Linked DNA regions of Homo sapiens: region 1 is linked to region 2. The links are chromatin contacts, found by POLR2A ChIA-PET in ENCODE. All regions are on one chromosome and are shown on one strand. The core of a region is the stretch at or near the end of the contact, and the rest is flanking DNA. Distances in the headings are between cores, read along the strand shown.

Evidence for each region. ChIA-PET counts read pairs that join two places held with the same protein, here RNA polymerase II (POLR2A).
Region 1: POLR2A ChIA-PET joins it to region 2 with 10 read pairs in A673. The contact joins two enhancer-like sites. POLR2A ChIA-PET finds 5 or more read pairs at or near these places in 2 of 52 experiments (A673 and BJ).

The regions. Positions count from the first base shown.
Region 1 is chr11:102,475,705-102,480,346 of GRCh38, reverse strand. All of the region lies in intron 1 of LOC124902740 (a long non-coding RNA gene), which reads right to left. The region is part of intron 1 of LOC102723838 (a long non-coding RNA gene); the gene reads right to left. Among named protein-coding and RNA genes, the nearest start is that of TMEM123-DT, 25 kb to the right of the region's middle. RefSeq lists a silencer at 3,397-3,446. Within about 2 kb of position 3,331, at least 13 of the 41 ENCODE cell types and tissues checked have a DNase peak (open chromatin) inside an H3K27ac peak, as active enhancers do.
Region 2 is chr11:102,238,837-102,243,918 of GRCh38, reverse strand. No RefSeq gene overlaps it. Among named protein-coding and RNA genes, the nearest start is that of BIRC3, 76 kb to the left of the region's middle. Within about 2 kb of position 1,563, at least 4 of the 41 ENCODE cell types and tissues checked have a DNase peak (open chromatin) inside an H3K27ac peak, as active enhancers do.

The DNA of each region.
Region 1 (4,642 bases), core at 2,082-4,581, 230 kb before region 2:
GGGGCGAGCTTTTGAGTGCTCTGAGATATGACAACCTAGCAATTCAATCCTACATAAGTAACAGTTATTTGCACCCACTGAAGTTTAGGTTGGAAGGCTTTATGGCCTCTGTTGAGCTAGTGCCTTTAGGAAAATGAGGGAGTCTGGAAGAGTGGGTTGCTTAGTTCAGTAACAAACTAAAAGATCATATCGGAATAATGAACAAGAGTAGAGCCTTGGGTAAAGGACACAGAGTCTAAGCTGACTTTAAGGACTCGGGAAAACACTGAAAAGGACTCATGGTATCCCTGACCTATATGAGTTCATGTTCATTTTCTCCCTCTAAATGTGAATGTAAAGAGAAATTTTGAGTCAGGGCGCAATGGAATTGAACAGAAAATTGAGCAGATGTCAATCATTGTAAATCAGGCTGTATCAGCAGAAATTGAAGTAGAAATGTCAGCTGGATTAGGGACTAAGGGGTGGTGAAAAATCACAAAGGAGTTTATGGGCTCTTAGATCTTGTACAAATCAATAGATTTTATTCCTGTCTGAATCAAATGTTCCTTATTTCTTTACTGGCAAGATTAAGGTATTACAGAGTAAGGAAGGAAATAAAGACAAGAACACCCTCTGTAAAAGACAGTCTATTATAAGTTTGTTGACCTAAAAGGAAGAAGCTGAGGCAAAATTAAAGAGTTTTTCTGTGCCAAGGCTGAGGATTGCAGCCTGATTCCAGGTTGCCTTGGCAAGCCTTTGGGAGAACAAAGGAAAGGCTCAAGTTTTTAAAGAAAAAGGACGAATCAGGAGAGGGAGTGATTACAAAATACGTTCATCAAGAATTCTCACTGATTTACAGAAACACATTGGTTAGTGATTGTCTATACGTTGTTAAACTATAGGGTATATGACATCTTATGGCTGTATGGCATCAGTTAGTCTATAGCTCATATAGCACATATAGCTTCAAGAGGTAATTCTTTAGCTCAAGGGCGAATGAAACCTGACTGCTGTTATATTATAAATACCTCTCTGGGCCTGATAATTTAAAGGAGTTTGCATTCCTTAGATAAAAAGGGTTTTTTTTTTTTCTTTCTTTCTCAGGTTTAATTTCTTGCTCTGCATTTTGTGAGAGGGCATACTGAGCTACTATCAGGAAAGATTTATTCTTTTCCAGGCAATAACTACAGGCTCCACACACAGTAGCAATTCAATCTCATTGGCATGTGAGGCTGGGAGATGAGTTGAGACATCTTTAAAGGTTGCTTCCTCTTCAGAGGATTTAAAATCAAGATGAATTTCCATTAGGGAAAGGAGGAAGTCTAAGGCCAGGGAAATAAAAATGCTTCTCTCTTTACATTGTATAACACATCTCCACCTAACAGGTTTGTTGGTGAGGACTCAGAAACTAGAAAACCTTGACTGAAAACACTCCCACAGGGTTGACAAGCATTGCATATTGGTTTCTAGAGAAATACAATTATAATTCAGCATTAATCAGGCTGCACTTTGGCCCACTTCCTTGTTGCTGAAAGGCACATAGCACTAGAATCTGAGCATCTGCAGATGTAACCACATTGTTCCTCTGGATAGGATTGCTGACATTAGGGTTGTAAGACTGTTTAAGAGTTGATTTGCATCCCCATTATTCCTACAGACAGGATCTCTGACATAAGAATCATACGTTTTGTTTCATACCCTGAATTCCAGCATAGAGGAATGGGATCAGCATGAAAATACAGCTTCTTCAACTCCCATGTCATTAGTTTACCCTGTACCCTTCAACCAATCAACAATCTCCACACTTTGGCCTACTCCAAAATCCTTAAAAACCCTAACCCCAAAATCCTCAGGGAGGTGGATTTGAGGTTTCCTCTCATCTCCTCGTTTGGTGGCCCTACAATTAAACCTCTTTCTCTGCTGCCCCCAATATGTGTCTCCGCATATTGATTTGCTGTATACATTGGGCAATGAATCTATTAGAGTTACATGATGGGTGTTAAGAAGGCCTAAGGGTATTGCAGTGGCCTGATACATGGGCAATGAAATACGTTGCCCAGAAACTCCAATAGCTTGAATAGAAGCAGAGGTGACAGGGAGAGAGATCCTCTGAGCAGATGGTAGGGACAGTTGCACCAGTGGCAATTAAGTATTACAGTTCCCAGCTGGCCCTGTGGCCCATGTCTATAGTCTGAGGCTGAGACAGGAGGATTGCTTGAGCCCAGGAGTCCAGTCTGTGCAACATAGCTAGAGTTTGTCTCTTATAAAAAAAGAAAGAGAATTTCAGTTCCCAATCCTCTACTGTAAGTTTAATAGTGGGATCTAGGGGGTGACTGAAAATTAGCTGACCCCATCAATCGATGGGGTATTGTCCCACAGAAGAGAGAAAGCTGACCTTGTGAAGGTGCTGGGGTCTAGGGAGATTGTTATTTAAGCTTTCCTTTCTCATAAGTCTAGGACAGCTGTTTTTCCAATGCCCTTGTTTTTTACAATATCTGCAAACATCTGAAGACAAAGCTCTGTGGTTGGGGAGAAAGGTGAGTGGGTTTTGAGTTTTCCCTGGAGTTATGATTTTGTTTTTGTAAAGAATCAATTTTCAAAGCAAGTACTATTGACTTTAATCCGTTTTTCCTCTTATTTTCCTGCAAGTTATTTTTAAAGAATTGCATAGCTCCTTCTATAATAACATTCAGAGAATGACCTGTCCAGCCAATGACACTATTTTGGATTTGCCTCTTTGTATCAGGGTGATTTCTAACCAAGGCAGAATTTAAAAATTGTTCATGTCCTAGGGCTTCAGAATTTAATGCAGTGAACCTTTCAAAAGTTTGTATAAATCATTCCATATAGGCCTTAAGATGTTCCCCTTTCTTCTGAGTACATAATTCAACCCTAGACCACTTCACCTTAGAGGAAAAGGCCTCTAATATTGTCCCTATCAGGCCCCATAACTCAGCCATTTCCTGGTCAATTGTAGGAGGACCTGGGAGAAGTTCTGGCCACTTATTCCCTCTAGAGGTAAGACATTCATTTGGGGGCTTTCTGGAATGTCTGATAACCACAGTATAATCATGGGTGTAAAGAACACCCCTTAGTAGCCAGTGGAGGTTCCTATGAATGGGGTTATAAATGGCCACTAATCTTTCTAACTCCTCTCTAAATTTGATAGGCTCTTTCAAAAGTGGAGACAAAAGGGCTTTGTAATTTAGAAGATCTGTTTCTGTCCAAGGGACATGAATTCTTTGCAGTAGGGATCCAGGATATATTCACAGGAGGCATTGTATAGGAAGGTCTGTGGCTGAGGAGTCTGATTACAGAACACCAGGAAGTAGGAGGAGTTGTAAGGTACAGCAAAGCAAGACTAGCTGCACGTACCAGGGCCTGTGCCAGGTTTATTTTCTGGCTGTCAGCATTGACACAAGTGACCTGTATACTCTGAGCCTAGAGATCAGGCTGGAGTGCTCTCTGAAAATTTTGCAAGGAAAGGAAAGATAAAGCAGGCAGTTGATGTTTAAAGGATTTTCTAGGGAAGCTGGAGTTTTAGAACTTACATAAAAATTTGTGGAGGAGGTGGGACTGGATTTGGAGGAGAGTTTAAGCCAGTGGCCCAGAGATCAAAAGATCTTCTGGAGGATCAGGGACTGGAAGTTGGAGATAAAGGGGTATATAGGAACTGAAATTGTCTCCTTGCAAGTTTCACCCATTGTTCTTGGAATACATGTTTGCCTTCTTCACATGAGAGATTCCATATTTTTCAGAGAAAAAGATCTCATACTTCTCCCACCCTGAACCACTTTTCCAAGCTCCGTTCCTCCAATTCTTACTAACATGTTCCTAGACCTTTCACCATCTCCTTACATGCCCTGTTCTCAACATCCTTCTGATATTGAACAAAATATTCAAGAAGAGCTGTGAAACAGATGAGTACAACATAATTGAAACTGATAGCCTTAGGCCTATTCTAACAGTGTAAACATTTCAGAGCTCAGGGAATCCCTAAAGATGATCTAGTCTAAGCCCTTTACTTCACAAATGAAGAAACTGAAGTTAATTACTCATCAGAGCAAGGCACAAGACAGGCTCCTGGTCCAGTAGATAGTCAGGAGTGGACCCAAGCCTGGAATTTCAAGTTAATTATCTTATTCTATTTGAATTCTTATTCTGATGCAACACGGAAAACCCCCTGTTAGATCTGCAAGATCTAGCTCCCTGCCAAAGACTATTTATTCTCTCTAAAGAGATGATGAAATTATTTTAGAAAGAGGGCCAAATGTCCTATTTGAGAGGAATAATTTATAGTCATTTTATCTGTTTCTCATGAATTATCAGCTTCTTGGTAGCCTTTTAAAGAAAGGGTTAATAAAATAGTTTACAACTTGTTAAAAGAGCTATAGAAAATTATATTAAGTTCTTATATAAACTCTTTGTATGATACTTAAATTTTTTAGGTCAAACATAAACTGAATCTCAGTAAAAATTATAAGACAGAGGCAATTCAGCTTAAACCATAAGTGGTCCATGTCATACATCTTTTATCTCCTATAGAGAGAAAAATAAACTTAAGACTAATTTTTTAGAACAAGAAAGGATAACCCATTTGCATCCCTATTTATCACTTCCTTTCACTGTGTTCACTTTTTTCAGGAAAAAGTAAACCAAATCA
Region 2 (5,082 bases), core at 314-2,813:
ACAGGCAAGGTCATGGGAGTTTGAGAGCAATTTTGACTCTGTGGTTTTTACCAATATAGCTATAGGAGAAATTCACTGGGAGTGAAAAGTGTAAGACTCTGTCCCTTGTTAGCTACATGGCTTTGAGCAAGTCACTTTGTCCTTCTGGGCCTCGTTTTTCTCCCTAGAGATCTGCAATTCTTTCTTTTTCTTTGTTTCTTTTTCCTTCTTTCTTTCTTTCTTTCTTTTTCTCTTTCTTCCTTTCTTTCCTTTCTCTTTCTTTCTTCCTTTCTTTCTTCTCTTTCTCTTTTTCTCTTCCTTCCCTTCCTTCTCTTCTTTCTTCCCTTCCCTTCCCCCTTCCCTTCCCCCTTCCCCCTTCTCCCTCCTCCCTGTCTCTCTCTCTCTCTCTGTCTCTCTCTCTCTTTCTTTTTTTGAGATGGAGTCTCATTCTGTCACCCAGGCTGGAGTGCAGTGGTGCAATTTCAGCTCACTGCAACCTCTGTCTCCCAAGTTCAAGCAATTCTCCTGCCTCAGCCTCCCGAGTAGCTGGGATTATAGGCGTCCGCCACCAAGCCCGGCTAATTTTTTCTATTTTTAGTAGAGACGGGGTTTCATCATGTTGGCCAGGCTGGTCTTGAACTTCTGGTCTCAAGTGATCTGCCTGCCCTGGCCTCCCAAAGTGCTGGAATTACAGGCGTGAGCCACCGTGCCTGGCCTGCAATTCTCTCATTTCGAGACCTGGCTGAACTCTGCCTCACACCTCCTTGTGTGCTTTTGTGATCCTGAGGGATCCGGCTCCCGAGTCCTGACCATATGGGGTCACTCCCAACTACCCTGCTCAGGCTGCCCTGGGCAGGGTGTCAAGGGTCTTGACCTACAAATATCATGAAGCACTTGTAACCCTCCCCATGCCTGGGATGGTTCAGGGGAGGCTATCAGTACCAGCCCAAATGGTTCACTAGCTATGTGAATAAGTGGTTTTGGAAACCAGTTGCCATTTATACCTTAGCTCAGAGGGAAAACACTTCACAGTAGCCAAAGAAAAAGAGGGTAGGGCTGTAAAAAGTCTCCTCTTTCATAGATGCTGGTTCTGGGGATTAAAGAGCTCTAGGAGTCTAGCTCAGGCTTTGGGGCATCTCTCCCCACACCCCACCAAAAATAAAAAAGACCATCTGAACGTTCCTTTTTCTTTTTTTTTTTTTTTTGAGACAGTATCACTGTCACCCAGGCTGGAGTGCAGTGGCACCATCTTGGCTCACTGCAACCTCTGCCTTCCGGGCTCAAGCAATCCTCCTGGCTCAGCCTCCTGAGTAGCTGGGACTATAGGCATGTGCCACCACGCCTGACTACATTTTTTATTTTTTGTAGAGACGAGGTCTCACTGTATTGCCCAGGCTGGTCTTGAACTCCTGGGCTCAAGCGATCCACCCACCTCGGCCTCCCAAAGTGCTGGGATTACAGGCGTGAGCCACCAGGCCCAGCCTCAGCTGACTTTTCAGTCAGCCTGGCCTTTGTTCCAGTTATCCCAATCCAGGGAGATTTCTCAGCCTGGCAACTCATCAGGAACAGCTGGACGGATGCCAACAACAGCCAGTTTCTCTAGTGCACTGTAAACAAGGTGTGAAGTGCTAATCAAACACACGCGTGGCATTTTGGTCAGTTTTTCAAAGCACAAAGCCAGTTGGAGAAATGAGGTCAATTCGTGCTAGAGATGAAATAACAGAATTGCCAACATTCTCTTATTGTGCTTATTAGGCAGGGATTTGTATTTTATCCACAGAGAGAAAGGTTCTAATGGGATTCGCCCTGCATTTAAAAATAGCGACGTGACAAATCATTTAAATCCATGTTTTGTATTTGTATTTGGGATGGTTGCATGTTTTGGTTTCTTCTATTTTGCTTGATTTATTTATTTATTTATTTTATTTATTTATTTTTTTGAGATGGAGTCTCACTCTGTCACCCAGGCTGGAGTGCAGTGGCATGATCTTGGCTCACTGCAAGCTCTGCCTCCTGGGTTCAAGTGATTCTCGTGCCTCAGCCTCCTGAGTAGCTGGGATTACAGGTGCACGACATCACTCCTGGCTAATTTTTGTATTTTTAGTAGAGACAGGGTTTCACCATGTTGGTCAGGCTGGTCTCGAACTCCTGACCTTGTGATCCACCTGCCTCAGCCTCCCAAAGTGCTAGGATTACAGGCGCGAGCCACTGCGCCCGGCCTTGCTCTTGATTTTAAAGGGGTTGTGGACTGGTCTTGTTATTTTTGGGGTTTCCTGTGTGTTGTGTTAGAGTTTAATGAGATCAAACACACTCTAGAGTTGCCCATTAAGTTCACCATCTAAATCAGTTGTCCTTTATGGTAACACAGGATTCACAGAGCAGCAATCTCTTTTTGGGTCAGGCAGCAACCTTTATTTGTGCTCTGCACTTCACCCACATGTTTTTGTCTGGGATATTTCCCCGATCCCATTCTTCTGTTGTTTCACACTACTTGTTGTCCTTCTCTCCCACACCTAGGCAGTTCCAAGCCTGAGCCTTTTCTCTCCCACTGCCACAACCACCATCTCCTCACCCCTGCACTGCCACTGTAGTTTCCACTTGGCCCCACCATGCTCACCCCCTCCCTCTAGTTCATGTCACACAGCAGCTAGAAACATCTTTTGAACACACTCACGTGACCACATCATTTCCCTACTCAACACTCTTCAATGACTTCCCATTGCTGGTACTAGTGACTCAGCAACACTCCATGACACTGAGCTCCTCTGCCCATTGCACCTCCTCCTGCAGGCAGGGGGTCTTGGAAATATTCTAGAACAATATGTCTTGACATAGCAGCCTCCCTCTTCAACAGCAGAATTATACTGGTGAGCCTGGTCTCTCTGCTGCCACTGGTATATAGCAACCACACCAGAGCAGGGTTCGACTGAAGAAGTGTCACTTGCTCACACTGGCTCTTGATGTCTGCACGCCAACTGCACATCACTCCCGTGCAAACAACCCACCTCTCCTCCTGGGCAGTGAAGGGTCGAGTGAATCTTTGCATTAGCACATACGGGATTCCTACTGATCCTTGTTGGCATGGCCACACAAAACACATTTTGGACTCTGTGAACTTATGCTTCTATTTTCTGACCACTGGAATGTGCATTTTCCCCCAATGATCATGATACTTTTAATTCCTTAAGGTCTGTTTTCCCACTAGACCATAAGATCATACTTTTCTGGCATTGCATTTCCAGGCCTAGTCCAATGCTTGGCATGTGGTGGGTGCTCAAACGTTTATTGAAAGCACCTAGCAAACAGTGACAGATATGACTAAACAGAAAATCTAGATTGGCCAAAGCATTTCCCTTTTCTGACTTCAGTTTTGTTCAGGCCTTTTAGTTGATCCATTCCTATTCAATGACCCCTAAATGGGCTTGCCATCTTTGGCTTTTGAGTAGCTGCTCTTGATAGCCTCATGATTTTAGATTTTCCATAGTTTTTCTTCAGGTAAGTTTCACAAGTCAGGAATCTGCTCAGACGGCAGCTTCCCTAATTTTTATCTCTGTACAATAAATTCCACAAAATTATTTCCATTCTGCCAGGTGTGGTGGTTCACGCCTGTAATCCCTGCACTTTGGGAGGCCAAGGTGAGTGGATTGCTTGGGCCCAGGAATTTGAGACCAGCCTGGGCAATGTGGTGAGACCCCATCTCTAAAAAAAAAAAAAAAAAAAAAAAAAAAAAAAAAATTAGCCAGGTGTGGTGGTGCATGCCTTTAGTCCCAGCTACTCGGAGACTGACGTAGGAGGATCAGTTGAGCATGGGAGATTGAGGCTGCAGTGAGCCGTGACCGTGCCACTGCACTCCAGCCTGGGCAACAGCAAGAGAGCCTGTCTTAAAAACGAAAACAAAGTTATTTCCATTCTACAGGACCTACCACATGGGCAGATGAATTATCCTATTGGGGAAACGGATTCAGTCATCTTTGAAATCATCACCTCTCCTCCTGTCTTCCATTTGCCAGTTAGAAAAAACCAAAACAGATCCACAGTATTATGGGAGCAAATCAGAGGTACTCTGAGTTCACTGTTAATGTCTGGAAAGGTATATGCAGCTGTGTTTTTTCTCTACTTGTGTGTTCAGCCCATTTTTGTTACCCTTTGGGTAAGTTCAATCATAATTTCCTCAAAATGTGATGTAATAGCCTGGACTTGAAATAATTTTTGCTATTATTGTCCTCTAGTTTGACAGACCTTCAAAGGCCTTCATTCGCATTGGATATTCAGATTTCTCACTCTGGAATTCAAGCAATAGGCAGCACATGGTGGTAATCGGTCAGACTCTGGAGCCAGATTCTTCAAATCCTCTACTCAGATATGTGACCTCTATGTAAGTTTTTTAAAAATTTGTATTATCTTTTAACCAGCAAAACTAGGATACTACCAACCTTATTGGATTGTTGTGGGGATTAAATGAGTTAATAAGAAAGTGCTTGGGAAAGTGCCTGGCATATAATGGGCATTTGAGACATTATCATTACCTGGTTCTGGTCTGCCAAGAATGTAAACCCCAGAAGGGCAGGAATTTTTGTCTATTTTGTTGCTTACTGTATTCCCAGGGCCTAGAATAGTCCCTGGCACATATTAGATACTCAAATTATTTGCTGAATGAGTTAATCCATTATATATTTATTTATAGCTCAGCCAAACTATAATACTCCCTGATATGGTTTGGCTCTGTGTCCCCACCCAAATCTCATCTCAAATTGTAATCCCTATGTGTTGAGGGAGGGACCTGGTGGGAGGTGTTTAAATCATAGGGGCAATTTCCCCCATGCTGTTCTCATGATAGTGAGGGATTTCTCACGAGATCTGATGGATTTAAAAGTGGCAGTTTCCCCTGCACTCTGTCTCTCTCCTGCTGCCATGTAAGATGTACCTTGCTTCCCCTTCACCTTCTGCCATGACTGTAAGTTTCCAATTCCAGAGGCCTCCCCAGCCGTGCAGAACTGTGAGTCAATTAAATCTCTTTTGCTTGTAAATTACCGGTCTCAAGTAGTATCTGTATAGCAGTGTGAGAATGGACTAATACACTTCCCATTCCTCCAACTATTCTTA